Linked DNA regions of Homo sapiens: region 1 is linked to region 2. Evidence: read pairs that join two places in POLR2A ChIA-PET (ENCODE). Cell type or tissue: B cell. All regions are shown on one strand. Links, peaks and the distances in the headings refer to the core of each region. The heading gives the core; the rest is flanking DNA. Region 1 overlaps MAST4 (microtubule associated serine/threonine kinase family member 4). Region 2 overlaps MAST4 (microtubule associated serine/threonine kinase family member 4).

Region 1 (17,348 bases), core at 5,129-10,128, 61 kb after region 2:
TAATAAAAATATTGCAATTGGATAAGAATACTAAGCTGAAACAAAAGAAAAATAGTTTCTCCCATATTAAAAAAATTGCTCTATACTCCAATGTGCCCATGGGAAAATCTTAAATCTAAAAAAAGGCAGCAATTGGTATTTTGAAATTGTTCACTACACACTCCTCCCCAGAACTCCATTTCTTGCAAACACCTAGACATAGGAACTTTAGAGGCTGGGCATAGGAACTCATTGGCTGATGCAATCACCACAGCTTGGAAAGGCTTCGGTGGGTCAACAACTCTGCTTAGAATCAGGTATCTGAGAGAGGCACATCTTTCCAGGCTCTGGCGGGCATCAAAGCAGCACCGACAACAACTAGGGAATGATTCTTAAGTTGTGGTGCATATCTCGTGTTCCATTCCTTCATATCTACTGAGAAATACCCTGCCAGAGACATTAAGAATTTGTAATTTGTCAGAGAGGAAGTAATAATGGTGGTTAAGAGGGATTTGGAGATTAAAAGACTTAGGTTACCACTACTATCTGCACTTACTGACTGACTGACCTTTTAACTTCAAGCTCTTCCCTGTAAAAGGTAAACAACCTTACTTATTTCTTAGAGTTTTTTGTACTGTATGTGATAATGCATGTAAAGCTCTTAGCATACTAACAAAAATTAAGTGCTCATTAAATGTTGATTATTTATTATTAATCATATTGTATAATCAGTCTTGGATTGGATATCACATGCTCACATGCTTGACACCAGCTTTAAGTACTACCCTGACTATTTAGTTAAAAGAGACAAAGGTGTCTAAATTGATCAATTCACATTGGAAGGCATCCTTGAATTTATAGAAGTAGATGAGACAATCAAATTCTTTTATTGTTCATTTTCTTTTTTATACTTTAAAAAAATCATGTTTTATTTAAAAAACATGAAATAATTTTCTCTAAATCTATGATAGGTCTTATCTGAGTGATAGGATCACAGATAATTAATATTTTCTTCTTTTACTTGTACTTTCCAATTTTTCAAAATTGAACATGCATAATAAAAGTCATAGTTTTTAGTTACATATTTTTGTGTGCATCTAAATATATTTAAAATTTTCAATTTTAAAAAACTTAATTTTATTTAAAATTAAATAATTAAAAAATTATTTCTTAGTTTCTTATTTTATGTATTCATGTTCTTATAAATGTGATAATCCCTTCTGGGCAGACATTATGCCTAAGAGATATGAAGCAAAACAACACTGGATTACTACCTTTAGATAAAAATGTATAAATTCTAGATTCTGGAATAACGACATTGCCAATAACTTTCTCAGTTTACCTATAGGGGAAATTCCAGAATAAAAAGGAGCTTAGCACAAACTATGTCCTTTCTTCGTCTCATTCAAATGATGTCAATATCCAATATGACTAGCATCTTAGATTTATGGACTTGGAGGTGAACTAAAATGCATCTAGTTGGAAGGGATCTCAAGGAAAGGGGCAAAAATTAGTAGTATTTAAATAAAACAGCAACAGCAGCTAACATCTGTTAAACACTATGTTAAGCAATTACAAAGATAAACATAGAATCCTCAAAACAATTCTATAAATAGATACTATTATTATCTCATTTTTATGGAAGTAACTGAGGCACAAAGAGGTGCGTCAATTTGGATGGTCAAGGTTCACACAGCATGCAGTGCTGGCTTAGGGTGACAACCTGGCAGCCCAGCTCCAGAACTCCCAATTCCTAACCTTCAAAGGACAAGTCTAAGGTATGTTAGTTTAGACGCTGACAAGAAAGGGAAACAAATGTAGAACAATCAGAGTCTGTAATCATTTATTTTTTATTTCTTGAGATGGAGTCTTGTTCTGTCGCTCAGACTGTAGTGCAATGGCGCCATCTCGGCTCACTGCAACCTCTGCCTCCTGGGTTCGAGCGATTCTCCTGCCTCAGCCTCCCAAGTAGCTGGGACTACAGGTGTGTGCCACCATGCCCAGCTAATTTTTGTATTTTTAGTAGAGATAAGGTTTCACCATGTTGGCCAGGCTGCTCTCGAACTCCTGACCTCAGGTGATCCACTCAGCGCGGTGCAATTTGTTTATTAAATTACCTGGAGAAGTCATATTTCAAATGTTAACAAATAGATTAAAAACTAGCCTCAAGGCCAGGTGCGGTGGCTCACGCCTGTAATCCCAGCACTTTGGGAGGCCGAGGCAGACAGATCACCTGAGGTTAGGAGTTCAAGACCAGCCTGGCCAACATGGTGAAACCTTATCTCTACTAAAAATACAAAAATTAGCTGAGCATGGTGACACACGTCTGTAATCCCAGATACTCGGGAGGCTGAGGCAGGAGAATCACTTGAACTGAGGAGACGGAGGTTGCAGTGAGCCGAGATCATGCCACTACACTCCAGCCTGGGCAACGAAGCAAGTCTTCATCTCCAAAACAAAACAAAACAAACAAACAAACAAACAAACAAACAAAACTAGCCTTAGATCTTAAATTGTCAAGAGTTAAAAACACAACTCCCAGTGATTAAACTCCAAACTTGTCAAAGATCACTGTTCATGTTTTCTTCAGAGCCTCTAGAAAGCTAGTTTATACATGGGCCTCAGATTATTCCCCTACCAAAGTTCAGCCTACAGTGATTGCCAGGTAAGAAAACTAAAGAACTCACTGGGTCCACAATTCAAGAGCTGACGCAATCTTAACTATACCAGCGTGAAGAGTCGCTATAATCTACTTTGACAGCCTCCCCCATTCCAACTATTTTCATAAAAAAAAAAACAAATTAAAAGATGGTTCTGTTTTAAATAGAATTTCTGCTAAACAACTATTATCTGAAAAATACATATTATTTGTAAGCAGTGGGTAGTAATGGAATGGAACCAAGAGTCAGCTTTTGAAGCAGGAAGCTAAGGCATCATTTTGTAATGCCTGAAGTGATTTTTAAAACTCATCTAAATACCATTAAACATCTGCCCTTTTTATTTCACTGATTTAAACCATTTCTGAAGACTCATGATTCAAAAAGGTAAAGATGGTAATTTAAAAGCCATGGGGAAAAATCTCTCCCCAGGGAACTTTTCAGAAAAGCAGCCACCAGTCTCTGATAAGTGATGAATCTGTTGTGGAACTGCTTTCAGTACAGTATAAATTTATCTGGCATTATCTCACAGTAATGCATGCATCATTTCACTGGAAGCAAAGATACGATGGCCATAGGAGCAAACAAAGCCGGGAAACAGGAGAGCAGGGCAGAGAGCAGCAGGTTCCCTGGCTTCAGATGGGAAAATCTCTGTGCCAACATTTACCACCATTACAAACAATTTAACAAGATAAACACTGTTTGCAAATACAATTTAATGAACCGAGAAGACAATTTTGAATGAAGGAGTCAAGGATAGTTTTTGAGTCTTTTTGGGGAGTATATAACCTAAATGTTATAAATAATAATCCTAAACAATCATGAACAGGAACAGGTTGTAGGGGGAGTGGTTTACCAATATCAGATTTTTAAAAGTTCACTGACAAGATGCTTCCTATTCTCTGTATTTAATTTGATAATATTATTTTAAAATGTGAATAAACCATAAATCTTTTTTTTTTTTTTTTTTTTGAGTCGGAGTTTCACTCTGTCGCCCAGGCTGGAGTGCAGTGGTGCGATCTCGGTTCACTGCAACCTCCACCTCCTGGGTTCAAGCGATTCTTCTGCCTCAACCTCCCGAGTAGCTTGGACTACAGGTGCACATCACCATGCCCAGCTAATTTCTGCATTTTTAGTAGAGACAGGGTTTCACCATATTGGCCAGGCTGGTCTGGAACTCCTGACCTCGTGATCCACTCACCTCGGCCTCCCAAAGTGCTGGGATTACAGGCGTGAGCCACTGCGCCCAGCCCATAAATCCTTTTATAAGCTTAAAAAAAATTTCTTTTTTCTCTCCTGTATATTACTATGTTTTATATTTTAAGTAAACAAGAATATACCTATGAATACTGTACTCAATTTAAAGTAATCTACCATCAATTGCATTACTTCCAAATTAAATTTAAATGTCAGTTTAATTAATGATAATTTCTTTAGCAACATTTTAAAAATTAGAAGTACTCTCAAGAGCCCAACTGAGCTCTGCAAGAGAAAAACTACTCAGTGAAGACTGAAATTGCAACCCTTCTGGGACACTCTGGCATTCTCAGGCTGACATGCTTCTAGGATGTCAAGGCCTGACCCACGCTCTAGGTAGACACAAAATGGGTCATGCTCATTCGTGTCTCAGGACCCATTTTATGGCTATTTCCTTCAAATAGCAACCAGTCCCCAAATATGGACTTATCAATAGATAGAGCCAAAACATGAGGAAAAATAAAGACTTGCCACTTAGATTTCTTCTATGAGGCGACAGTGCATAAGCAAAGTCAAAGGTAGGAACAACCCAGGGACTCACCTTCCAAGGGATCCTTATTGAGTCCCAGTTGGCTAATGATGTACCTGGGAATGTCGGTTTTAATACCCTGTCCTTCTTTGGCATGGCCTTCTGCTGCTTCCAATAGGTAGTAAAATTCTTCCGGATCAAATTCCTAGCCGAAGACAATCACAGATGGATACTTCTTTGAGCCAAAATTGTCTGAGGTTTTATTACATAAATCCCATTCACAATATAACTGCTGGGTATACATGGCTGTAAGTTACTTATGCAGAAAGGAGGCAAATGGCTTTAAAAAGTATGTAATTCTCACTTCATATTTGAAGCCTATTCATATTCTAAGCCAACACATTTATGCACATGGTAACCCAAAGATAATGATCATTTCCAATTTGCTTGTAATGTAACTACGAAGGTACTATGCTCCACTTAAGATCTCGCTCGTCGGCAATGAACAGATCTGATTTTTAATTGTGCCTTTCTAGCAAAGTTGTAAAATCTGGGAATTTCCATCCAGAAGATTTGAGATTCAATTTCTCTCTCCACTCAACCAGCAACAAAAGGAATGTTAGAATATATTTACTCAAAAATGTTGCAGGAGACTCTCTTAATATAGACGTATCCAAAAACATTAGAAAGAAAAACTTCAACGTTACCATTTTTTATTAGTTAACTATAATATTAAGTTACTACTATTCACATAAAGTAAAGAACAAGAAAGAAAAATAGGAAATTAAAGCCTCTGTCTCCTATAAAACTTTGGGAATATATTTTTCCTATCTATTTAATTTTTTGTGTGTATGTGGCTGCCTCTTGCGTCTAGTGTGTAATAAAAATCTTCAGGATCACCACACTCTAGATGGATGTTATGATACTGTCAAATGTATTTTTGGTCTTCATCCTTTTTTTTTTTTTTTTTTTTTTTTTGAGACGGAGTCTCGCTCTGTCGCCCAGGCTGGAGTGCAGTGGTGCGATCTCGGCTCACTGCAAGCTCCGCCTCCCAGGTTCACGACATTCTCCTGCCTCAGCCCCCCTAGTAGCTGGGACTACAGGCGCCCACCACCACGCCCGGCTAATTTTTTGTATTTTTTAGTAGAGACAGGGTTTCACCGAGTTAGCCAGGATGGTCTCGATCTCCTGACCTCGTGATCCACCCACCTTGGCCTCCCAAAGTGCTGGGATTACAGGCGTGAGCCACCACACCTGGCCTTCATCCCTGTTTTTTGAAATACCACTCCTGAAACCCTTGGAATCTCCAAAGTAATAAGTGGCTTTTTGTATTCTAGTGAGTTGACTGGTGGCTGGGCACTCCTGGGTAGCCTCTGGAAGAGAGCTTGTTGTCAGGGGAACCTACCATATGATGACAGGGTTGGGAGTTGCAGCCCCATCCTCATCTCCACTTCAGACAGGGGCTGAAGGTTAAGTGGATCACCAATGGCCAATGATGTCATCAAACATGCCTATGTAATGAAGCTTCCATAAAAACCCAAAAAGACTGCACTTGGGGAGCTTCTGGATAGCTGAACGTGTGGAGTTTCCTGGAAGGCAGTGCAGCCAGGGAGCTTTGCACTCCTTTCCTCATGCTTCACCCTATGCATCTCATCATCTGTATAGTTTTTAGTGTATTTCATAATAAACTGGTAAACTTCAGTGTTTCCCTGAGTTCTGTGAACCACTCTAGCAAACTAATCAAACCCAGAGAAGGGGTCATAAGAACCTTGGTTTACAGCCAGACGGTGAGAGGCACAGGTAAAACCATATGGAGCTTGCGACTGGCATTGGAAGTAGGGGCACTCTTGTGGAATTGACCCCTCAACCTGTGGAATCTAATGCTATCTCTGCGTAGACAGTGTTGGAATGGAATTGGAGGACACCCAGCTGGTGTCTGCTGCAGAAAGGCTTGCTTGCTTGTTGTGTGGGGTTCCCACATAACTGGTGTCAGAATCATGTTGTGAGAGCACAGCAGGAGAAACCGAGTTTGGTTTTTCCTCTATGCCCAAAGGGATGCCATGGATTTATGTGTTGTAAACAATTATGCTTATTGACTTAAAGCCCAGTTATTAATTTCAGATATATTTCCTGGATATTTCCCATTTTGGTTAATGCCCAAAATAGGCAACTTTGGAATCTCAGCATTTCACCTGAGAATTACTCAGGAGTTTTTAAAGGCCATATAGAAAGAAAAAAAAAAAAACTTGCTGCAAGTGGAGTAAAGTCAAACCAATGTAAATACTCAGAGCCTTTACAAACATACCTACTACAATGACTGACAGAGCAAGCCTGGGTACTGTAAGGATAAGGTGATAGGTTGGGGGAAGCATCCCCTAATACTATGAAACTCCAGTTTCATCTAAGCTTTAAAGAGTACTTTGAAAGCAGCAATATTTCCAAGCTACTTGTAAGTTCACTTGTTTCTATCTTTGAGAAGCTATACTTTTTCTCCTCCGATTATGAGTGATTACTGTAAAAAGTTAATTTCCTCCTTTAAAGCAAGATCTGCTCTTAGTATATCTGCTGTTGTCCAGAAAAACAGGTTTTAATGCTAAATGACACTTTCCCCTAAATTAAACAATTGTGGGAAGTACAAACATGTGGTCCATAATTCAAAAGCTACAACAGGAGAGGCAGTAAAAAGTTAACTAACCATTCTACCTGGATTTATCAGTCACCCAGTTCTCTCTGAGGCATCCAAGATTTTTTTTTCCTTTTAGCCTTCCAGAGACACTCAATGCCAAATGGTGTGTTTGATTCTATGATTCTAAGGGTCCTCACCATTGATAGAAAGCCCTTCCCTACACCTCCCAACTCCCTACCTTTCTCCTCAAGATTTTCCCTCTATGTCTTACAAGGCACTAGTACGTATTTATGGTGCTGCGAATATTTCACTATTATAAATTATTATGGATGGTAGTTAAAATAAGGGCAAGACCAAAGCACTGCAACCATGTATGTATTATGTATGTATGTATGTGTGTATTTCTGAAAAGCTGTATTGTATGTGATGTTATAATTACTTTAATAACCAGTGGAACTTTAAAGTGAGTTTTGATGCTATATTACTAGATCCTTAAAATAATTATAATGTTCACAGACAAATATTTGTTCACAGTTTTAACTGAAACCTCAAATCAAAATTTCATAAAACAAAAACTTTTAAATAGGAGAATGATCACTGGCCAAAAACATATAATTTTAATTTTAATTTTTTTTATTTTTTGAGACGAAATCTCATTCTGTCACTCAGGCTGGAGTGCAGTGGTGCAATCTCAGCTCATTGCAACCTCCGCCTCCTGGGTTCAAGCACTTCTCCTGCCTCAGCCTCCCAAGTAGCTGGGATTACAGGCGTGCACCACCACACCTGGCTACTTTTTGTATTTTTAGTAGAGACCAAGTGTCACCATGTTGGCCAGGCTGGTCTGGAACTCCTGACCTCAGGTGATCTGCCTGTCTCGGCCTCCCAAAGTGCTGGGGTTACAGGCGTGAGCCACCACATCCAGCCAAAAACAGATAATTGTTAACATGAACTAATCATCTATAAAAGTCTCATTCCTTCAGGTCTGCATGAGGCTCTACTGTATTTTCCCAAATGGGATGGTTAGCATCTTATTTTCTAACTTGCCACATTTTAAAACAAACAATAATTATAAATCACAGGTCACTATTTATCTCTGCATTTATCTCTATTTCTTCTCTGCATCTTGGCAATTCCAAAAAAGTGTGGTACAGCCAGGGTTTTAAACTAGCTGTGACATAAAGTAATTATGCTGAGATAAGGTCAAGTACATTATTTTATGATTATATTTCAAGTTTGACTAGAATATGGTATGACCATCACTTAATAGAGCAAAAGTCCTAGAAGTCTCTTTAAAATCAGAAAGGACAAGTCACATATCGACATCATCATAAACGTTCACAAGTTGTAATTCCCTTTGACTCTTTCCATTTAGCTCTGGTGCTGGAAACCAAATGAAGGAGCTTTCTGATGGTAACTGCTTTCCCAGTTAACAATAAATAATGTAGTCACATCAAGGGGCAACTTACCAGGCACTCTAATAACCGAGCAGGGCGGGCAATAACAATTAGGATCTTTCGAACTAGTTGTTTAATAAATGCCAATTCTCCACTTTCTGAACGATCATGAGCCTATGAAAAAGCAATAAAGAGAGTGATGATGCAGAGTTGTTCCATTAAATGGAAAAGAAAATCAGCAAAGCATGCTAATTAGATCATTGCAAATGTTCAAAAATCGAGTAATTTAGAAAATGCTATTAAAAGATTGATAAACAGACATTATCTGTATATAAATGGACACTATTAAACGCCTATATCTACAAAATCTTTCTATTAGCTAAACCTTAATTGCAAAATTCTGATATATTATCTGTGCTAAAAATCAAAGGGCGCTTGATGTGAACCATGAATGAAGGAGACATTAAAAGTTTATGACACATTAAGCACACGGTACAAGTAGAGTGGGAAGCTGATCAAGAACCTTGATTTTCCAGTTAAGACCATCTTAGACATAAGAAATGGCTAAGAAAGTGAAGGGCTGCTTTTATCCTGGACACTTAACACATTATTGAAGTATATTTCATATATCCAATATGATTCGCCTATAAATTAGTTATATTATCACACGTAAGAAGTGTGCAATGCTTTTTTCAAGTGTTAGCTGGATAAAGTATATACCAGTTGGGTATCCTTTATCCAAAATGCTTGGGACCACAAGTCTTTTGGATTTTTTTTCAAATTTTAGAATATTTGCATATACATAATGAGATATCTTGAGGAGGGGATCGAAGTCTCATCATAAAAATTCATTTATGTTTCATGTACACCTAATACACAGAGCCTGAAGGTAAATTTATAGAATATTTTTGAAGAACTTTGTGCACTCATCACATGAGGTCAGGTATGAGAATTTCCACTTGTGTTATCATGTTGGTGCTTTAAAAGTTTCATATTCTGGAGCATTTTGGAATTTGAATGCTCAACCTATACCTGGGTATATAAATGTGAATCCAGTTTCACACATTGAATAAATAATACCTAGGCACCTAACTTAGTAAAATTTAACTTAAAATCTTTTAAAATTTTATTTTATATATTGCCCAAGCACAACAAATATTCTGAGAGCAAAACTGTTTGTTAATAGTCATTTAAATTTTCAATAATATTTTCTTGAAAAAAATCAGATGAATCTGTATCAAGATAGGCATAAAACAAGTTTTAGAGGTTTTAACATAAACTTCTCTGTATGTTCACTTTTAGGCTCTCTTAATCTTTGTTTTTATGATTTACTTTCCTCTAAGGATTAAAAAATAACATTTCATTGTGATGCTGGTACAATATAATTTCACAAACACAGTAATAAACATTTACAATCGTTCTTGAAGGTGCTTTACCATGACAAGGAACAATCCCGTACCCCATGAAAAGAACTGGCAGAGATCAAATTTATAAAAAATGATTGTACTCAGAAGTAATATGTCTGCTGAATTTAAGCCATCAAATTAAAAGCCATTTTCCAAAACACAGGTACAAAAACCATATACAGGCAAAAGTAAAACAGTTAACTTTTGACATTAAAATAAAAGGAAAAATGACCATTGGTGAATAATCGTAGAACAGAAAGTGTTCAAAGAACACCAACTAGTAACTATAACGACAGGTCCTAGTAACCAGGAAGGATGTTAGGACATATATAACAATGCACATATATATACATCTCAAATATTGAAACTGTCTTTAAATTTTCTTCCCAATTTTTGCTTTGCAACAAAAATAGATTTTTGGAAGATCCAGTGAATGCCAAAAAATACGGTTACATCTTCTTTATGATTTATCCTCAACCAAACTAAACAGAAAACTTTAAAGATGAAGCAAAAAAACACCTAACTTCTTAGTTGACACTTTGGGAAGGATACTGAACTTTCTTCTTACTATAATCATTTTTGGTTTATAAATTCAGGAATATAAAGAAAATCTGAAAAGCCTAAACACATTTTGGATTGTCTCTTCAAAGAGAAATGAGAATTTTGTGTCTTAATAAACTTAAAAAGTCAGTTTAGATTAAATAGATTTCATTTCAAAAATCATAATCAGTTTATTCTACCTTCTTAGTTCTAAGAATAATCAGCCATAATCAAGGATAAAACATATAATTTACATTAACTCAAACAGTATTTTATCTAATAACTTAAGTGGGGAGAAGAAGCCCTGTTAAAACAACACAAAATAAAGACACGATTAGCCCATGAAGAGAAATTTGTTCCTGGCTGTTACCAGCAAGCTCCAAAGGGGAAACACTAACGGATACCCTGTGTCTGTATTTTAAGGGTTGGCCACTACAAAACATAACCATGACCTAGATTTGAGAGTAGGTTAGAGCTTCCTATGTATTTTATTGTCTTTGGCTAAACTTCTCTAAGTGCAAAAAAGAATGGAGACATAAAAGCATTCATCTGGAATTGTCTTAGGCCTCAGGACTTCAAAAAGGCATTAAGCTGCTCAAACCTTAGGGGGATTTTACCTGGGTTATGCAAAAGACAGACAATGGGAAAAATGGTTAGGAGATAGGCCTACAGAGCACAGAATGTCACAGTTGGGAACTGACAACTGCATCCTGGGGAAACCAAGGCAAGTTTCACAATTTGGCTCTATCTAAAAAGGGCAGGCCCCTCTGCAATGGATTAGCTCCAAGTTCTGGAAAAATACTGTAAATGTGATTATGCAAATAGTTTAAATTTTTACAAAAGGGCTGAAGGAAGCTCTTTATCTGCAAAGCTAAACAAGAAACCATTCTTATTTATGCCCAACAAGACCTTTATGCCACAAGTATACATGCTTCTCTGGCCAAAAAAGAAATTTCTTTAAAAATCAATATTTTAAAAATAGTAACAGGACCCATTCACATGATCTGTGAAACCGTAAGATTTTATTTTAATTGTCATGAAAATCTGCAGTGTCTGTCACAGAAACAAAATTAAGTAGGGGATTTCAGTGTAAATAGCTTTGGATAGCAATCCTACCCTTTTCAGGGCATGCCTATAAAGGAATGAAAAACACAGGACTAAGCTGGTAACTATGGTAATATCCTGGGACAGAATTGCAGAATTAGGAGTATCTCACAGAGGCTGACTACAGAATTCCTGTGTCTGCCTCTTCTGTTCAAAAGTGCACCATTTAGCAAACATAACTTTCAAAATATTCTCATAAATAGTAATATGCATAGTGTTTCCAGCATTTTCTGGACTCTGATTTGATTAAAGCAACAGCAGAATTAGATTACTTGATACATCCTAATAGGTTGAATATTTTGGCATGCAGTTGTATCTATTTTCTTCCTTCCTCCCTTCCATGGTTTCTGAGGAACCGATAAACACCAGGCACTGAACTCAGTACCAGGGAGTTAGAGGTGACTCCTGTTGCTCAAAGAGCCCCCTGTCTGCTGGTAAAGTGAGACCACAGAAGTCAGTACAATTCATTATGGCTAAATGCATTGAGAGGAAGGGCACAGCAACAGGCCATGTTATAGTTTTACTTATGGGCAAGATAGAGCCAATAAAGAGTTTTAGATAGATATTCTTGCAGCTGCATAAAAGTATGAATTTGAAGAGTTAAGACTGGAGGGAGGCAGATAGGTGAGGATGAGGGTCTGAGCTGGATGAGGGTCTGAGCCAGGTAGTGATTATAGAACAGGAAAGAAGGGTTGTAGAAATATTTAGGAAGTAAACTATGAAGGTCTAATGGGTTGCTTGATGAAGGGAGAGAGGGAGTCTAGTATTCTCAGAGTTCTAGCAGGTGACTGGATAGATGGCAGTGCCAATGATGGATGAAAAGAATGTGGGAGAAGCATGTGTGGTTGAGGAAATGCTGTCTAGTTTTATATAGGTTGGGACTGCTGCTTCAGTGGGCTGCCCAGGTAGAAAGATATTCAGTAGGCAGGTGGATCCATGATTCTGAAATGTGAGAGATGACTACTGGTCTGAGGTAAGGATTTGAAGCCATTAGAGTCTATAGGTCTCTAATCCAAGACAGCTGACAAGATCCCTAGGAGAGAGGGAGGAGGAGTAGACTAAAGATGAGATCGTGAGAAAACTTGTAGAAAACGGGAGTTGGAAGAGAAATCCCTGGAAGAGGCAGAGAAGAAATGGTCAGAGATGTCCCAAGAACAATAAATTAAAAGGAAGGCAGAGAAAAGGAGGGTTTTAACACTGCTGAATACAGTAATATTCCAGTAAAATGTCCAGTGGATATGACAATAAGGAGGATGTCAGTGAGTTGAGGGGTATCAGAAGCCATTCACTCAAAAAATATTAAAGTCCTTCTATGTGTCACACACCATCCTAGGTGAACAAAGCAGATAATATCCCTGTCCACAGAGACTTTATACTCTAGTGTAGAGAAGTCAAAGGGCAGCCTGTGGACTGGGAACAGTCCACGATGTCATCTGTGCGTGATGAGATAAATACAATTTTAAGCGTAAGCACGTGGCAACTCTTACAGCAATTTTACATTGTAATGTAACTCATTTAGCAATTTTACTTTGCCAGGAAACCCAAGTGCATGATCATTTTCCTGTAAAATTCATTTTCCTTTTAGTTTATGGGAGAGAACAGGTCCATGCCAACTTAGAAATTAACAGAAAAACCCCAAAACAATGTGTTCACCCTAAGGATAGTCTGAAAGGGACTGCATCAGTGGACTGCAGTTGGTTGCAATGTGAGAAATCGGGAAAGAGTATAGAAGGCCTAGAGGGCAAAGGGGAGAAAAGCAGCGGCTGCCAGCCAGAGAAGGATCTTATCTCGCCAGCTAAATTCTGCAGGGGCAAGGATAGATAGAGTTCTCAAAAATTAGGATGCTAATATTTTCCTTCAGTTTTCTGCAATTATTTACATATTCATGTCTAGAGAAAACTATCTATAATTATGTTTGCAAAGGCATAATTTGTGCCCTGTGAGATACAAAAATACAATATATACAAATACATAGACTAAATAGGTTTCATTTTAGGCTGTGGCTGGTCAATTTCAGCCAGAAGAGCAATATTATACATGCATTCCATTCCCCCATACAGACTCTCTTCCTGTCCTGGGTGTTATCAAGTGCTAGGCATGCAAGTGTTAGGCCTAGACAGGTCCTGTGTTTATCTGTCATTTTGGAAATTGGATATTTTGTTAGAAGAAGAACTGACACTAATGAAAATATAGGTTGCCATTCACTACTCAACACCACATGCAGGTTAATTAATAGAACACACAGCCTGGAAGAAGCCAGCAATTTTCCATTTAGCTTTTTCAGATATAGAACTAGATAGCATCATCAAATAACACACATACGCTCAGGCAATTTATAACTTTATGGTTAAAGGGGGAAAAAATCACTGCTTCAAAATCCTTCACAATCCACTTATCCTAGAGTCATAGATTGTTGGGTCCTAAGATTCCTGTAAAGGTTATTACATTAATTTTCTATTACTATAAATAAAGACCAGAATCAATTTATAGCAAGTAGCAATCAGGTGAGTTTTTTTTTTTTTTTCCTTCTTTTTTGCTTCTCTGGAATGTGAACTCCATTTCATGGTTATAACTTGTAAGCAAAAAAAAATTTTTTTCAGGGAAAAGCAAAATAAATCAGAAAACTATATGGTACATGGTTCTTACCTCCTGTAGCAACTTATCTAATTTGTGCTGTAATTCAAGGAAGTATCGTGAGGTGATGAGGCCCTGGTGGGATTTATCCAAGCAATCTCGAGCCAGTTCAATAATCTGGTGGTGAGTGAAACTAAGCACTCCATCTGCTAAGGGTAGAACGTTGTCAGGAGAGTAGCTGGTGATAATTTCCTTTAGACGTTCTTCCATCTGAGCTGTAGCCTATATAGAGAAGACACACATACACAGATGTAATACGAGGAAACACACATGTAAACAATTCAATCATCACATTTTTACAGCATTTTCAGAGACCTCCACAAGTTGTTAAATGGGATTCTAGAAATCAAATTTAAAAGAAGCCTCACTTCTGATAAAATAATGGTACATACATGTCATCAGACATTTGTCTGAACCCATTGATTATACAACACAAAGGCTGAATGAACCCTAATGCATGTTGGGGGCATTCATGCATAGCCTTCCCAGGTACATGGGAAATCTCTGTACCATCTGCTCAATTTTTTTGTGAAGCTAAAACTGTTCTTAAAAAGTTGCTATAAAAAAGCAGCAGCCTCAGCATGTGAAATACAGATCTGAGGGTACATAAGTGAAATCAACATTTCAGAATGATAATCTCCCTTTTCTGTGTTCTATCAAATGTAAAATGGTCTCTGTAAGCTTCTTCAAGTAACTCAGATTGTATCTGTGAATTGTTACGCTTTCATTTAAGATCTTGGGCTCTTTCAGATGGACTGTCCAAAATATCAAACATTTCTTTATGTTTTTGTACTTAAACATCAGGTTGTTGCTAGAGTTCCACAACCTAAGCTAAAAATGTATCTTTCGGGCTAGGTTTTAATGTGCCAGGAGCACACATCTTATATCATCTTCTTTTGCCACAAAGCTACATCCTATGTAAAAGTCCCAGGGGACTCCCTTGGTAAAATAAATCTAAAATTTCCTTTCCAACTTTCATTTCATTCTCTCTGGTCACCCACTGCCTAATCCATATTCCTTGCTTACATTAATTATATATGCAGGGAGACTCCCTCTCCTTCCTCCCTCCTCCTCCCCTCTAATATCCTAACCTGCATTAACTAGGTTAACAGTCAGTATCTGTTTCCCTGGTGAGCAAGTGACATGTGATAAATAGCTAAAACAGCTTTAATCAATGACATCAATGTTGGGTTAGTTGCAAATAATAAGTACTCTACTCTTGATTTATGAAACCAAAGATTTTCATTTGTTCTCCTGTTTAGGGCAACACAGGCTGTGGGGGTGGATCGGAAAAACGTGGAGAGGGGCCTTCTCCCAAATGTGCAGAAATGCTTTGGTGGGAAAGACGTGGAAACAAGGTGAGCTAATGGGACCATCTGAGAGCAGGTCCTTGCAGCCAGGGGCTTGGCAGCAGCCCTTCACAATTGCTCTCTCAATTCATGTTCCTTTACCAGTCTAACTGGAGAACACGACAACTGTGCCTTCTCTTCTAAATTAATAGGTTTAGAAATACAATGTCTAAAGAGATAGGAAATCACAGAAAAGTAATGTGGAAAAACAACAACAACAGCAACTCTCATGACACACCAATCTACAGGCTTCTAACGGAGAAAAACAGTCTCTACTTAACAATGTGGCAGCAGGCCCAGAATATGGGTACAGAGTGCACAGTCTAGAGGCCTTTCAAAGTAGACCCTCCCTACGGCACCTCACCAGGCCCACCCCGTGTGTGGTGCACAAGTGGCAGGTTCACTTTAGAGCCAGCTCAGCACACGTAGAGCACAGCTAGTTCTCAGCAGTTGTTAGCTTAACATTTTTTTTTAGTTATTTTCTCTTTCTAAGAAGACTATGGAGCTGTTTTATGCAAATCATTACTAGATTGGACCCTTACTTCCTATAACAAAACAACCTTACAGACTCTAAACCTATGGTGCCTGTTCGTTTAGATGCTAGGCATCTTCAATTCAATTCATTACCTTTGGGAACCTTTCTTTGTAGACATGGTTCATCATAATTATTTCATGGTCACAGCAGGCGGGAGAACGTCCAGGGCTGCAAGCAAAGCAAATTACCCTTTTAAACTTGCCACAGCATGAAATGAAAATAAGCTTTTTATTTATAAACAGTCAGTTGCATCAAAAGTACTATGCAACCTTTGTAAGAAAAGTATATCAGATAATAAACTACAAAATCAGTCATTAGTACACATGCACACATACATTCCCATAAACACAAAGATACTCTGAATAGGACTGAAAAAGAAAGCTCAAGAAGTGGAATGCCACAAAATCATCATAGTTACAATACAATACTAGTTCAGAAAATGTTTGTAAATTGAAATTATATTCTGCATGTAGTATGAGCTTGCATAAGATCTGGAAAACAATTAACAAACTGCAAAATAAAATAAAATAGGATAGCTACAAAGAGCAACATCTAGGACACATTTAACAGTATAATTTCACACTTTTATCATACACCTGCGGTCTGCCACACATCACTGAAGAAGTCTGAAAGTCTTCCATGGCACAGGTGTCATAATTGAGATCCATTTTCTAGCCTAGCAAATATTTATCTAGGATGCTGAGGTAGGCATTATGTATTATATGAAACAGAGGCATACAACTATTGTGCATTCTTCTTTACTCTTTCAATAGTAGGTTTATCTTCCTTCCTAGTGATATATAGTTGTGCAACTTCGGTGTGTTTATATTCCTAAGTGGATACAGCTTATACTACGCACCTTAGGAATTCCTTTAATAAAACAAAAAATGGCACCAATGTAGTAAAACATGGTGCCTGTAGATGAAATAGTAAAACCAGCTGTTAATTCCATATCTCAGAATAATCTAACATGTCTCACAATTATCCAGTGTGGCTATATTTAGTATTAGTTTATGAGACTAAGTAAAGACAAAAAGTACAAAGGGAAATTGCTTCTCATTAAACTTTGATATTCAACTGACCGCCTAATAAATAAGCTATTTTTTAATATAATAAAACCTTAATATATCAAAGTGCACTAATTCTATAGCATAAAGATCTCATACTGCAGCGGATAAGTGATGCCCTATCCTGATCCCTCCTTCAAAGAAGGACCTGTTGCCCGGCTTCTGGGAGTGCTATCCACAGAAACCTTCAGCTGCCAGTCCCTGCAGGGATGGCATCAGCTGCAAGGAGTCATCTCGCCTGAGGCTGAGTCTTTCCCAGGGTGCCACATCCAGTGAGGGACCCAGTGACTGAGGTAGGGATATAAAAGAAGTCGCATTTGGCCCAGGGGAG
Region 2 (14,678 bases), core at 2,357-7,356:
AGCATACGTATTCCAAAAGGACAGAACTTTAAGGCAAATGATTTTTATTTAGACAGGTTAAGGCTGGAGGATATGGTGATGCCAGCCTGACATATGCAGACTTTGTAGCTGCAACATGCTTGCTGCAGGCCTTGCAAACATCTTTTCATTCTTCCTTTCCCAGATGTTGACAGCCATCTCCTGGCAGCGCTTAATGAAATGGCAGATGACTATTTGTTAGAGGCTTTCAGCTTTACAAGAGCAATAGACATTTCGTCAAGCTGTGTGGGGTGATAACCTGTAACCATATGCAACAGATCTTTTTCCCATGTCTGGACATACTAAACTGGCATGTCACAGAGTGTACAGAGAACTTCACTCTTGGGACCCATCCCCTTTTTCAAGTGCTTGCCTGCCTACAAGTATTGGAATTGACAGCCCCAACATCAGCCAGTGATGTTGTAAGAGATAGTGATCTTGTCTTTTGAAATGCTGGGTCACAGAAATCAGTGAGATGTTGCTGAGTGTTTTCCTATAAGGAATAGTGCTAATGACTCCAGTGCAGGGTCTGAGGTGTCTCAACTGCCAGAGAACTTCATCATGGGTCAGGCTGATTGGCTTTCAGCATACAAAACGTAATCAAACCAAGGTTTGGCAAAGCCTTGGTCATTTCCAAATTTTCTAGATATATGAGACATGTAGGGGGTAGAGAAAGAGAGGAATAACACAAAATGATTGCTTTGAGGAATAAAAACATCCTGGCAGGAGGGAAATGAAATTTAGAGAACTGCCCTACCATAGATTTTCTTAAAGCCTGGCCTAGAATGAAGGAAGCAAATTTCTGTAGTTACTATAGCTACACGTTTTCATGTTACATTTGTGTTGTGAACCGAAAATGCTAGATGAGAAATTGTCTACTGATTAATTAGAACTGATAAAGAGGCCCTATTACAGAGAACGATTAGCTTCCTTCACTTAACGGTTTCCCACCAATCATCAAATTCATAATTTAGCACCATATGATTTTTCTACATGCAAAGAGGAAATAAGATAGCTTAGATTATTCAGAGAGGGGCCTGAATCTGAATTCAATTACATGACACCTGGTAATACTGAGAAAGGTCAAGCGCTTCAGAACCAGAAAAATTCAGATTCTAATCCAAGCTCTCTTTCCAGGGTGTATGTTAAGCAAACGACATAGCCTGGCTGGGCCTGATTTCTCATCTATAAAATGGGAATGGCACCACCGGGTTTGAGAATTGTGTTGATGTTTAAGTCAGAGGGCAGATGAAAAGCTTCTTGCTCAGTACTAAGCACATACATGTGTGCGTGTATACACACATGCTTAGTACTGAGTAGGTATATATGTATACACACACACATACACACAGTAGGTGGACAATAAGTGTTTAGGTTGCTGTCTTCCTGATGGTTTCAATGGTTTTTGAGTTTTCTATGCCCAAGGGCTTAAAAAACACCAATAATCATCGTAGTAGACTTTAGCTGGAGACAAATTTGAGCACGGATGGTAAATATACTCTTATATTACTATTGCCCATGCCTCCCAGATAAGAATCACCTGCCCCTCATGTCCACTGATTATAAACCCAGTTTCTCAGGCCTTGTCCTAGAGATTTTTGCGTGAGTGGATCAGCGATGAGGTCTAGAAACTTGTATTTTTAACAAATATTCCAAGTAATTCTCATCTTCTAGGAAGCTTGGGGAGTAGTGATAACAATGCTTCTCAAATTTTGAAGGGCAAGCAAATTACTTGGCTATCATGGAAATGCAGAAAATCAGCAGGTCCAGGGATGGGGAAGGCAGGGGGTCAGGGGACTGAGATTCTGCATTCCTAACACACTCCCAGGTGATGCAGATGTTGCTGGTCTGAGGACCACACTTTGAGTGGAAAGGGTCCTTAGGGCTCAACTGGACCAGCAGTTATATGGGAAATGTCTTCAAGTTCTGTTCATGATGATTTCATGTTGAGGTAGAATGAGTCAAGTATCATCCTCTACCTGGGAAATTTGTTTTTGCTTTTCAACCTTGCATGCACATTAGAATCACCTGTGGAAGTTATTTTATTATTTTTTAATTATAGATGCCTAGGCCCAATCTTCAGAGATTCTAACTCCCTGGTGTGGCCAGGCAGGGCATTCATGTGGTCAACAGGCAGGCAGCATCTGAGTCATTTGAGAAGAGCTTGTTAGAATTTTCTGCGCTATCATAGGCCTTCTGAACCAGAATTAGCAAGATCCCACATGAATCATGTGCATGTTAGAGCTGAGATGTGCTGCCTCACCTGAAGTCTTCAAGCCAACCCCTTTTCTTCTTGTAAATGCTTGGCAGTTCAGTGCTCAACAGCCAAGGGAAGCTGCCATTGCCCCCTGTGGGAGGGTTAGTACTATTTTTAGAAGTGATTTCTCCCTACTTTAATTCCTATCTCTAGTTCATGAATTCTCTGGTCCTCTTGATAGTCTTGCCCCATGTCCCCACATCATGCCACCTCCAAAAGGCAGAACTTGTAATTTTTTTTTTATTATTAAAGTTTTAGGGTACATGTGCACAATGTGCAGGTTAGTTACATATGTATACATGTGCCATGCTGGTGCGCTGCACCCACTAACTCGTCATCTAGCATTAGGTATATCTCCCAATGCTATCCCTCCCCCCTCCCCCTACCCCACAACAGGCCCCAGAGTGTGATGTTCCCCTTCCTGTGTCCATGTGTTCTCATTGTTCAATTCCCACCTATCAGTGAGAATATGTGGTGTTTGGTTTTTTGTTCTTGCGATAGTTTACTGAGAATGATGATTTCCAATTTCATCCATGTCCCTACAAAGGACATGAACTCATCCTTTTTTATGGCTGCATAGTATTCCATGGTGTATATATGCCACATTTTCTTAATCCAGTCTATCATTGTTGGGCATTTGGGTTGGTTCCAAGTCTTTGCTATTGTGAATAATGCCACAATAAACATACGTGTGCATGTGTCTTTATAGCAGCATGATTTATAGTCCTTTGGGTATATACCCAGTAATGGGATGGCTGGGTCAAATGGTATTTCTAGTTCTAGATCCCTGAGGAATCGCCACACTGACTTCCACAATGGTTGAACTAGTTTACAGTCCCACCAACAGTGTAAAAGTGTTCCTATTTCTCCACATCCTCTCCAGCACCTGTTGTTTCCTGACTTTTTAATGATTGCCATTCTAACGGGTGTGAGATGGTATCTCATTGTGGTTTTGATTTGCATTTCTCTGATGGCCAGTGATGGTGAGCATTTTTTCATGTGTCTTTTGGCTGCATAAATGTCTTCTTTTGAGATGTGTCTGTTCATGTCCTTCGCCCACTTTTTGATGGGGTTGTTTGTTTTGGCATTACCATTCAGGACACAGGCATGGGCAAGGACTTCATGTCTAAAACACCAAAAGCAATGGCAACAAAAGCCAAAATTGACAAATGGGATCTAATTAAACTAAAGAGTTTCTGCACAGCAAAAGAAACTACCGTCAGTGAACAGGCAACCTACAAAATGGGAGAAAATTTTCGCAACCTACTCATCTGACAAAGGGCTAATATACAGAATCTACAATGAACTGAAACAAATTTACGAGAACTTGTAATTTTTGTAGGCTGCATCACATTGTGCTTACATTGTTATAAAGAAGGAAAAATAATGCCTTGAAGAGCTGGGCACCCTTGTAGTCCCAGGTACTCGAGAGGCTGAGCAGAGAGGATCCCTTGAGCCCAGGGGTTTGAGGCCAGCATGGGCAACCCATGTCTCTTTAAAAAAATGCCTTGGGCTTAAAAGAGGTAGCCCTCAGTTTATTAGGGAAATATTATACACCCAAACACATATTTAGCTACATTTCAATTTTTTAAAATCCCAAATAAGATAACACTACGTGGATGCTGAAAATACAGTACAAGAAATTGTGCCCCAGACTGGACAGACCCACAAGAGCATGTCTAATTGTTTGCCCTTTAATGACCTCATTAGTTTTACCTGGTCGAGCTCAAGGTAAATACCTTTAAAACTTCAATCTCTTGCTTTTCATTTAAAGTTTCTTTTATGTATTCGCTCTAAACTGGTTGTTCACTTAATAGCTCTTGCTATGGCCATTATTGGCTCTGTGATGTGTGTACTTAATATCCTTTGTGGGTTTTTTCTTTTATGGTGAAGACCGACTTTTCTGCATAGCATGATACCAAGTCCCATTAAAATGACCATTTCCATACTTACTTTTAAAAACTGTGAATCTTAGCAGAGTGGGTTCCTCTAAGCAGGGAAAACTACATCACGCAGGCAGTGAAAAACACTGTCATGATTCTGTCCCATTTCATCTTGCAATTTATATTGTAGTAGAATAGTGTGTGGGAGGAAGAAGGTCTCGTCTAATGGTAGAGGTTAAATGTATGGGCTGTCCAGTCAGATCGCTTGAGTTCAAGCCTCAGTCCTGCCAATCACGAGGGTTAGTCACTTAACCTCTTTCCAAGTTTTGGCTTCCTAATTTATAAAATGAAGCAACGTATAGTTCAAATGGCACGGAGATTAAATAAGAAGATGGAAATAAAGTATTTAGTGTGTTACTTGGCTTCTAGTAAATGTGCTACAAACAGTAGCGACTACTAATACTTCCTTTCTTGTTCAATTCGGTCCAGCAAATGTATTAGTCCGTTCTCACACTGCTATAAAGAACTGCTCAAGACTGGGTAATGTATAAAGGAAAGAGGTTTAATTGACTCGTAGTTCAGCATGGCTGGGGAGGCCTCAGGAAATTGACAATCATGGCAGAAGGCAAAGGGGAAGCAAGCCACCTTCTTCACACAGCGGCAGAAAGAAGTGCTGAGCGAAGGGTGGGGAAGAGCCCCTTATAAAACCATCAGTTCTCATGAGAACAGCATGAGGGAAACTGCCCCCATGATTCAGTTACTCCACCTCGTCTCTCCCTTGACACGTGGGAATTATGGGGGTTACAATTTAAGAGGAAATTTGGGTGGAGACACAAAGCCTAACCATATCAGCAAATACTTATTGATGTCTCCGATGTGCTTTGTCCTAGAAGTAAAAAACAAGACAGAGAACCAGGGAGCTTGAAGTCTAGCAAAGAAGATACACATGTAGAAAGGTAACTCCAAAATAACGCAGTGAGTGCCATGAGGCAGATACACAGTGAAGCAAAGACAGTCCACAGGTCGGTCCAGGCCTTTCCAAAAGGCTTCCTCCAGATGTCTGAGTCCAGCACACATGCTGAGCTGGAGTTATCTAGGGTAAGGATACATTTAAGGAACTGGCCTTTACCCGAAGAATATGGGTGCTACTTAAAGGTTTAAAGCAGGGTAGTAACATGGTGTGCTTACACTTGAGCAACATCACTCTAGGGACATTGTGAAGAACAGACTAGAAGGGGTAAGAGCGAAGGCAAGAAAACCAGTTAGGAGGCTGTTGAGGTCATCTGGAGAGAGACTATGATAGAGACCAAACTAAGGCTGCCAGTAGCACAATAGTGACGGGACATGGATTGCACAGAAGAGTATATTGTGAAATCAGTGAAGCTTTTTTTTTTTTTTTTTTTTTTTTAAGATGTAAGGCAAGAAAGAAGAGTTTAGGCAGAAATCTAGGATCTGACTCGGAGAAAAGATGGGGAATACAGTGAGCTTTGAAAGAAGGGGCACCAAAATAAGCATATTTTTGGACATTTTGAGTGTGAGGTGCCTGAGCCAAGTTGAAATGCTCAGGGACCAAGGACGAACCCAGGAAACACCAGTATTTAAAGGGACAAGAGGACAAGGAAGAAATTCTCTAAAGAGAGAAAAAGAACAGGTTGAAGACAACTAGGAGAGAGGGCTGTCAGGGACAGACCGGTTCTCAAGATGGTCTACTGAAGTGATGTCTTGACAAGAGGGCTTTAGAGTCAGCTGTGTCACTGGTGACCTCTACCAGAGCGATGTTGATGGCATGGGTGACAGAGCCAGGTTTCAAAGGGGTGAAGACCCAAAAATACTAAGTGCAGACTCCTCTTGTAGGATGTCACCTGAGAAGGGACAGAGGGAAAAGGCCAGGTAAAGAAAGGGTTTTCTGAAAGGAAAGAGACAGTTGGGGAGGAAAAAGAGAATGCTGAGGCAGACTATGGTAATTGATGGAGCAAGTTCGTGAGAGAATGAGAGGAGGTGGTGGTGGTGTCACAGAGAAAGGAGAATCAAGACCCCCTGAGTGTGGGAAGATGGTGAGTGTGAGTGTAGAAGTTGGTAAGTTCTGCAGGCAAGGAAAAAGGTTGGTAGAAAAAAATAGGAAGAAGTTAAAAGAGGACTTAATCTTTTTTTTTTTTCTTTTTTTTGGAGATAGGGTCTCACTCTGTTGCCCAGGCTGGAATGCAATGGCACAATTATAGCTTGTTCACTGCAGCCTTGAACTTATGGGTTTAAGTAATTCTCCTACCTCAGCCTCCTGAGTAGTTGGGACAATAGGCGTACACCACCACACCCAGCTAACTTTTCAAGTTTTTGTAGAGATAGGGTCTATGTTGCCCAGGTTGGTCTCCAATTCCTAGCTGAAGCCATCTTCCTGCCTTAAGACTCCCAAATAGCTAGGACTACAGGTGAGCACCACTATGCCCAGCTAAAGGACTTAATGTTGAAGAATATTTGTGTACATTTTTAAGAAAAAAAGGCAAACTGTTCCACTCAGCAAAAAGTAATCTGTAAAAACCTATCCTTTCCATAATACCAGAGTAATAATCAGTAATATTTTTTGGAGGTGGAATGCATATGAGTATATTAGAAAAAAACTTACGAGTCATTATCTTTTCATGCTAAATTTTTATTTCAATGTTATGCAACTGCATAAGTATAAATATTTTGTTCAATATACAACAATTATGACGTCCATAAGGAATTTCTTAGAGAAAATAAGACTGCAAACACTTTATTGCACAGATCCTAACAAACTTTTAAGCTGGTAAATCTACAGCTGGGAGTACTACCAAGGAGCACATCCTACAATCACACAGAGACTGACCAAATAGAACACAATGAGGAGAATTTCTACCAGCTGATTGGAGAGGTTTACAACAACAAACATGTAATACATGAATGCAACCTTAAGTACTCTTTACTCATTTATAATGAAAAACATATTTGGCAAAAATGATGATACACTATACAAAATATACATAAAAATATCATTTGTAAACAAATAGCTAGTTGTGCTTTAAAGGAAATTGGACAGTTAAAAAGCAAAGGCTTGTAAACCATGAACTACCTCCCCGACAGACTTGTCCCGATGGCTGAATGTAGGATTGGGTTATGACAACTGCCAAACACAGATATGTATTATAAACGTTGAGACCAGTTTTGAAATCCATTAGTAAACTCTTGTAAAGTATATATATATATTTTTACAGCTTCACAATATAGTGATGGGGAATGGCTAAAACCATATGGGAAAAAAAAATTAGGGGCAAGGAGGAGGCTTTTTTCTTTTTCTTTTTTTGTTTGTTTTTTTCCTTTTTCCCAAAGCCAATTCATTTTACAACGAAGGACAACTGAGCAGTCGGTTAAGTTATGCCTTTGTTTTCAGAGTGGAGTTTATAGCCTCACTAGAAGATTTACAATCCATAAGGCCATAAGATGATGCTGTGCTTAGATGAACAATTTTATAGCGTGAAGATACTAAGACATCCCCCAAGAGAGTTTGGGTGCTAGATCAGTTATTTATTGGTAATTTTTTTTCTCTTACAAAACCAAACAAAAAATTCTGCTATGGTTCCCAAGCAACTTATAAATACTTATCTGTATTTTCTCTTAGTGCCTTAGTATTTATATCAGCAAGTGCCATCTTACAATACAAAACAAGCCACCAAAGAAACTGCAACAACAGAAACAAAAACAAGAAATCAAAAACCTTCAGCACTAAAATGATTTGACAAATTCTACATATTCCACGGTATACAAAATTTAAATAAGGCTTAGCAAAAGTAAAAAGGATGGTCACATTCAAGCACCAAATAGCTCCAGCGAGTCTCTTTGTTACAAAAATGCTGCTCTGTATTAAGACAGTATTTTTTGCATACAAATAAAGAGATCAGGTTATGAAATGTGTGGAGCTACTAGATGCAGCAGAAATGAATGTGAAACCCAGGAACTTGCTAAAAACAGCAAGCTTCATCTACAACATAAGGCCCCAGCTATGTATTAAAATGTATCTGATGTCCTGATTATTCTTTAATCGATATGCTACGATGCCAAAATCCACCCCCAGTTCTTTTCCTCAAAAAAGCAAATTTAAAACCTCTTCCAATGCCTGATGCTTATTACTCAAGTACTAGAAGATTTGGGTGCAGCCAGTAATTTTCCTTTTTATTCAAGAGCAGGGCTGGTGCAGGACTACTACAAAATGTGTGCTTCTTGGACTAGTCACTCACAGCATAAAGGCCTGAGTTTAAGAGTTTGAAAAGAAGGAAAAGAAAGCAAACAGAAAGAAAGTTGATGTGTGTTTATAGTCCCCGCTCTACCTCAGGTGAAGGCCAGACATCCACATCCACAGAAAGGAACAACTGGCCTTTTAGACAGTTGGACCAGGGATCCAGTGTCCATTGGGATGGCCGTGTAATGAAAATGGCTAGCTCCACTTGTCCTGGCCATTCCTAATGGAGGAGGATTCCAAATGCAGTACTTAGAGTAGTTCTTGCTTTAGATCTGGAAATATAGGTAGCCAGATACAGTACTATCAGAAACTCTGGTTAAAATACACATAAAAACTCAGAATCTACTGTGTTTAGGGCTTTCTTCCATCTTAACTTAGAATGTTTTAGCTTATAAAAATGGAACCTTGAAATAGTCTCTTAAACCACAGACCAAAACATGTAGGTGGATGTGTATATACACGAATATGGGTGTATCTCTGTTCACACACACCCAGTTTTGACCATTTTGCTTCATTACTACATTATGATAAATGGTAAAGCAAAAATCTTATTTAAAAAAAGCTGTAGTAAACGACGCAATCAGCAGCCAGGTATAGACTCTACATCCCAAACCAAACACGATGCTATATATTTACAAAGAAAATCATTTTCCTCAACAACCCTCAACTGTAAAGGTAATTTTTTTTTTTTTTTTTTTTTTTTTTTTTGTACAAACACTATCTGGTAACAGTTTTACCGGTTACAACTGGGAAGGCATCTGGAAGAAGGTCCCCTCTTTGTCTTTCTCTCTCCCCTGTCTCAATGAGGCTCCGAGCTCTGCCTGGCGGACATTCCCACACAGTGCTGGTTTTGAAAGGTAGTCAAGACACAGTCGCCCGTTCAGGACGGGTCTCCACAGTCCTGCCCCTGGGCCCTCCCCGTTACAAGGCCTTTTTGTGAGGGCTGCTACGCAAACTCTCTTTCCCCCGCCTCTGCCGTACCACAAAGTCCTTCTCATTAGAAAGAGAGATGGGGCGGTCAGTGTTTGGGGCTGGGGATGGCTTGGTCACGTCTCTGCCCACGTTCTGTTTCCTAGCTGGGGGAGGCTGGGCTGGGGCAGGGTCCTTCCCTTTGGTTTCCCCTACGGTGGCAGTCACCGAGAGAGCCCTGTCCCGGTGGCTGGCCCCGCCCATGGTGTTTGGGTCGGGGTGGTGTGACTCCAGAGGCAGGGTGGAGACCCGGAAGGAGGGCAGGGAGTCACTCTTTGTCATGTGGGTTCGGCCCTCCCCGGCAGGCTGAGCCTTCCTATGGTCCCTGTTGCTGGGGGCTGGAAGCTCCAGCATGCCCCCGGCGGCCTTGGCAGAAGAGGTGTCGCTGCTGGCTGCAGAGGCCTCTCTAACTCCGGCCCTGGTTTCAGGGAAGCTGGAGGAGCAGCTCAGAGACTTTTCCGGGAGGGCCGTGGATCGGAAAGAACTCTGCCCAGTGGCTGAGGGGGACCGTTTCATGCCATTGGGCTTGTCTGCCTCCGTCGGTGGCTTCTGGGGACCGGGCCCTTTCCCTCTGGCCTCAGGGAAGCCCTTCCCCACCCCCGCGGCTGGCCGCTCCGCGCCTTTCAACCGGTTCTCGCTATGCACAAAGGAAAGGCCGGCCTCGAGCTTGTCGCCCTCTGCTGGAGCATAAAGTGCTTCAGTGCATTTCTTCCCTTCCGCCCTTCTGTCGGTGTTGGCGGCCGGCTGACTCGGGCTTTTGTCTGTCTGTCTGTTGTCTGTCTGTTTGCACAGGGTGGGGCAATCTTTCACAGTGGATGGTTTGGGGTGCTTTGGAGACAGGGTTTGCTTTTCACCAACAGCGGACAGTTTCTGGTCCGCTGGCTCACTAGGCCCTGGGTGTCCCGGCCTTGGCAAATGCACAGGCTTCTCCAGCACCTCCAGGGGCCGCCCACCACTGGTGGGTTGTGGCTTGGCGTCTAGAGGAGCCCTGTCAGTGTGCAGTGGGACAGAGGGCCCACCTTCTCCCTGGCCAATCCCATCGCTGGCTTTGTTCTGGGAGCCTGGGGTAGCAGGAAACACATCCGGCCCACTCTTACTGTGGCCCTTCCCCTCTCTGCTAGAGCCACCGAGGGACTGAGTGGCAGGCTCTTTGCCCTTTGTGGCCCCGACACTTGGTTTCTGAGAGGAGAGGGACCGGTCGGGGTGCTTAGTCTTTGGAGGGCCCGGGTCAGGGCCAGGCCGGGGCTTGTGGCTGCTGCTTTCACTGTGCGCAGCAACAGGCTTGGGAGGGTCCTGGGGGCTCGAGCTGGGCTCTGCAGTGCTGGGCTTGGCCCCCGGCTCTCTGCCAGAAGCGTGGCTTGGGGAACTGCAATGCTGCCTGGCAGCCGGGCTGGACAGGTCTTTGGCCGTCAGAGGGGGCGGAGGGATGCTGCTGGGATGCCTTTGTAGAGGCTGCTCCTTCCTTTCAGGTTCCTTGGCACCATCTTTCTGCAAAGATGGGAAACTGGAGAGCTTTTCACTCTTCTCACTCTCAATTCCAGGTGGCTGCAGAGACCGCCTGGCAAGAAGCGCTTCGGGCTTGGGTTCCACGCCACGCCTCACCTTGCCCAGCTCCTTCTCACAGGGAATTCCAGCTGAGTGCAGAGAGGAGTTGTCTCTGGGCGGGGGCCTCGCCTCACCTGGGCCATCTTTGTGGTTCGTTTTCCCACCCGGCGCCCATGCTTTCTCCATGGCCTGGGTCTGTGTATAGAAATCTGGGTGGGTCCTTCCCACAGAGAGGAGATTTTTGGAGTTGTCACTGGTTTTCGCAGTTTCTGGAAAGCACAGTTCCATGGAGGGCTCTCTGCATGTGTCAGCCCTCGCAGCAGAGCGCTCGCTTCTGGCTGTGGGAGGGCCTCTTTCAGACGATTCCCTCAGGCCTGGCTTCTCCCTTGAGGGGGAAGCTTCAGGTGGGAGCGGGCAGCGTGGCCTGGCCAGGTCAGGGCTGTGGAGGTTCTGCCCCAGGCAGGTCAGAAGCTTGGGGTCAGTGGTGTGGTCTTGGTGTTTAGGGGAGCTGCCCTCTCTCTGTTGGGGATTGCTTTCCATGACTGTTCCAGGGCTCCTGGCAGTAGGATGGGGACCTTTCCTGTCCCTCTTGAACTCTGGGTCAGGCAGGGAAACTGCTGGTGAATTCTGGAGACCTCGGCTGGGGGGCAGGAACCAAGGCTCCAGCAGGTAGGATTTATTCATCTTTAAGCTGGAAGGAGAAAGCTCTCTTGCACTGGTGGTATCGTTCTTTTTCCCACTGCTGCTGGGGAGAACTGGTGGCACAGAGGCCCTCACGTCACCACTTGGGCTGGGGCTCTGTGCAGACTCTGGGGAAGGCAGTTCTGTCTTGGAGGCCTGAGGTCCGGACAGGAGAGCAATGTCCAGAGTGCCCTCGATCGGCTTCAGGCATGAGACAGACCTACCTTCCAGCTTATACTCGGAGGGGCTCTTCCTAACAGGGGACTCAGGAGCAACCAAGCCAGGCTTCTCCGTTCCACTGTCCACCCGGCCTGTTAAGGCCTTGAGGGGAACAAAAGAGACGGCACTCATCTGAGCTGCATGGGTGCTGCTGACAAAAGCTCGGCTCTCAGAAGCCGGCGGGGGCTCCTGCTGCCCACCCGTGGGTCGGACTGGGTTCCCTGGCAGGCATTCGTGGGAGCCAGCTGTCATCTTGGGCTTCAGCACAGGGCAGAGGTTGTCCTCTTTGTCCTCAAGTGACATTTTCTTTCGGAGGTAATCGATGTTGGCCAGCTTGCTGTCTAACTTTTCACATCGGAGAAGCTCCTTGGCCTGGGAGGACTTCTCCGTGCCTTCCCCCTTCCCAGAGATGCCCCTGTCGAGGGAGTGGCAGAGACCATCCTGGAGGGTGCCAGGAGCGGGGGCCCGTCTGAAGTCCCCGCCACCCTGGCGGTGCTCCGCAGGCACCCGGCCATCCGACATCGCACCCTCGCTGGCGCGCACGCTGGCCTGCTTGTGAAGAGCATCCTTCAGCAGGCTGCCCAGCGGTGGCGCCTCCTGCATAGACGCTTTGTTTTCAAAAGTACTTGACCTTTCCACAGCCTTCGGATAGACTTTCTTCTCTCTCTCTTCCAGCTTAAACAGAGCAAAGTTTTCCAAATCACTCCCGGGTCCATGGGATTTCTGGTGGGATTCCTGTTTCTCTGGGAAGCCGTCTGCTTTCTTCACCACCACCTTGGCCTTCAGCTTGTCGCGGTCCAGGTCGTCCACAGACTCCTGGCGGCCCACCTTCCGGGAGACTGGGCGTTTCAGGCAGCCTTGCTCCACTGGCCGGGCGCGGCTGAGCGGCGGCACGTCGCACACGTTCTCATCCAGGCTCTGCAGCGGCGCCTCCCGCTGGGACTGCTCCCGCTGCACCTCCTCTTGGGTCACCTCCAGGCTGTGCTTGCGGGAGCACAGGTGCTTCTTGTCACTGCCGTAAGAGGGCGACAGCTTCTCCTCGGACTGCACGCGCTTGAGCAGCGGGGACCTGGGGGGCTCCGCACTCTTGGGCCTCACGATGTGTCTGACGATGGTGGGCGGGGAGTGCATCTTGCTGGGAAAGGCTTGCGCGATCTTGGAATTGCCCAGTGAGTGTCCCAGAAGAGGGGATGGTGACCGCTGCGGGGAGGTGGGTTGCGGGGTTGGAGAGGGCGTCCGGGCCAGCGGGGACAGTGGGATGTTGCCGGCGGACTTTCGCCTTCCGGACCGGTACCGCTGCCCGCCGAGTTTGGGTGCAAGACCGTGGAGAGTGCTGGGCCGGATGTGCCCGGACCCTGCTGGGGAATTGGGGGCACTAGAACTAGGGGAGCTGCTCTGGGAGGAATTAGTACCTGTGGATGGAAAACAGAAGGCTGTGAGCATCCATGGTCATTTTCCCCTTTTTTTCACAGTTGTAGCCCAGACTGTATTAGGTAAGGCCAGGTAAGATCAGCAAATTGTCTCAGCATTTAGCTAGTGGAATAAACACTTTTCAGATAAACCTCTCCAGGCCAAGGTTTAGCCCCATACTTCTTGACTTATTTGTTTGGTCAGAATAGCCACATCTTATGACCTCTCTATAAATCTGTCTTTATAATTTACACCTTCAACCTGCTTTCTTTCAGCTGGAACAAGCTTCATGTTTTTTGGGGACCTCACATGACTTTACCTCCCCTCCCCTCTGCTGTTTAGACCAGGAGACTCACTCACCAGATGGGAAGTCAGGGGTGGAGCGGTAGCTTGGTGTTGGAGACCGGGGAGACAAGCTATGAGTGGGGGAACCTGGGAGGCTCTCACCCGATGACAGGGATCTGTTCAAGCAGGAGAAACTTCGGCTGGTGTGGAGTAAAGGAGAAGGCTGCTTGGCTAGCTTTTTGAAAAGAGATCTCCTCCTACAGAAAAACAGGAAAAAATTGTTCAGTCTTCTTTCAGAACTATTGCTGCCTCCCCAAAATACCATTGTGCTCAGCTCAATAACTCCGTGTGAGGGACAGGGATACAACAGCAGATCCTATTAAAGAGCAGAACACCACTTTCCTATTAGAAACCTTCTTATGACATGTAAAGGAAGAGTATTTAATAGTAGACAATGGAGCCTCTCTCAATTCCAAACACTTAAGAAGAGTTGGAAAAATAGGAAAAATATAAAATGCATTAAAAATACATTCATTTACTTGTTAGGTATATGAGGAGGATGCTCTTTGCTTGAAAGCTTCTGAGTACCTACCCCTAAATATGCAGACACAACTTAACTAAGAGATAATACAAAGTAAACCTCTGGAAGCAAAACCATTGTATTGGAAATCAAATTCTTTAATGGTGATAGGCTGGGCAGAGGCCAATGAAGGGCTATTTGCTGTGCTTATTCCATTGTGGGCTCTTGAATATTCCTAACAACAATGCAGGCTGTACAACGACATAGAAAAAACCGAGAAAGGTGAAGCTGAAGCGTATCGTATCAGCAGGGCAGCAGACACTGTACTGCAGCAGAAGCAAATGTGGATTTGGTACTCAATGAGCACATCTTAAGGCAAAAGCACAGCTTCTGACACCTTAGCAGGGCATCGGGCTGTGCAAAGTTCTTTTACCATATAAGCCTATATATGGTAAGATCTAACCCACTCCACATAAGCTTAAAACAAAGTTTCTGGTTGCTAGCCCTTGAAACAATTTGTTCTAAATGATTTAAAGCACAGCCAAAATATAAAGCATAATAATAAAGAAGATCTTATGTGTGTGTAATTTTAATCAGAGTAATAAATGTACTTGGGTGAAAAAGTCAAATACTTCTATA

Evidence for each region. Peaks named below come from ENCODE experiments on the same cell type or tissue, not always from the same donor. Only the 100,000 strongest peaks of a DNase experiment are listed, where the experiment ranks them.
Region 1: POLR2A ChIA-PET joins it to region 2 with 5 read pairs; 2 of 35 experiments call an interaction of 5 or more read pairs at or near these places.

What each region holds. Positions count from the first base shown.
Region 1 is chr5:67,101,306-67,118,653 of GRCh38, reverse strand. It overlaps MAST4 (microtubule associated serine/threonine kinase family member 4), which reads right to left. Exons shown (of 29, transcript NM_001164664.2): 9 at 16,043-16,118; 10 at 14,079-14,288; 11 at 8,455-8,556; 12 at 4,435-4,567. Among named protein-coding and RNA genes, the nearest start is that of CD180, 87 kb to the left of the region's middle. In B cell, for the core only: no CTCF peak of the experiment used is centred there; no DNase peak of the experiment used is centred there.
Region 2 is chr5:67,161,705-67,176,382 of GRCh38, reverse strand. It overlaps MAST4 (microtubule associated serine/threonine kinase family member 4), which reads right to left. Exons shown (of 29, transcript NM_001164664.2): 28 at 13,595-13,776; 29 at 6,790-13,236. The coding sequence ends at 9,332. Among named protein-coding and RNA genes, the nearest start is that of CD180, 28 kb to the left of the region's middle. RefSeq lists an enhancer at 9,077-9,582 and a silencer at 10,023-10,072. In B cell, for the core only: no CTCF peak of the experiment used is centred there; no DNase peak of the experiment used is centred there; H3K27ac peaks cover 381 bases.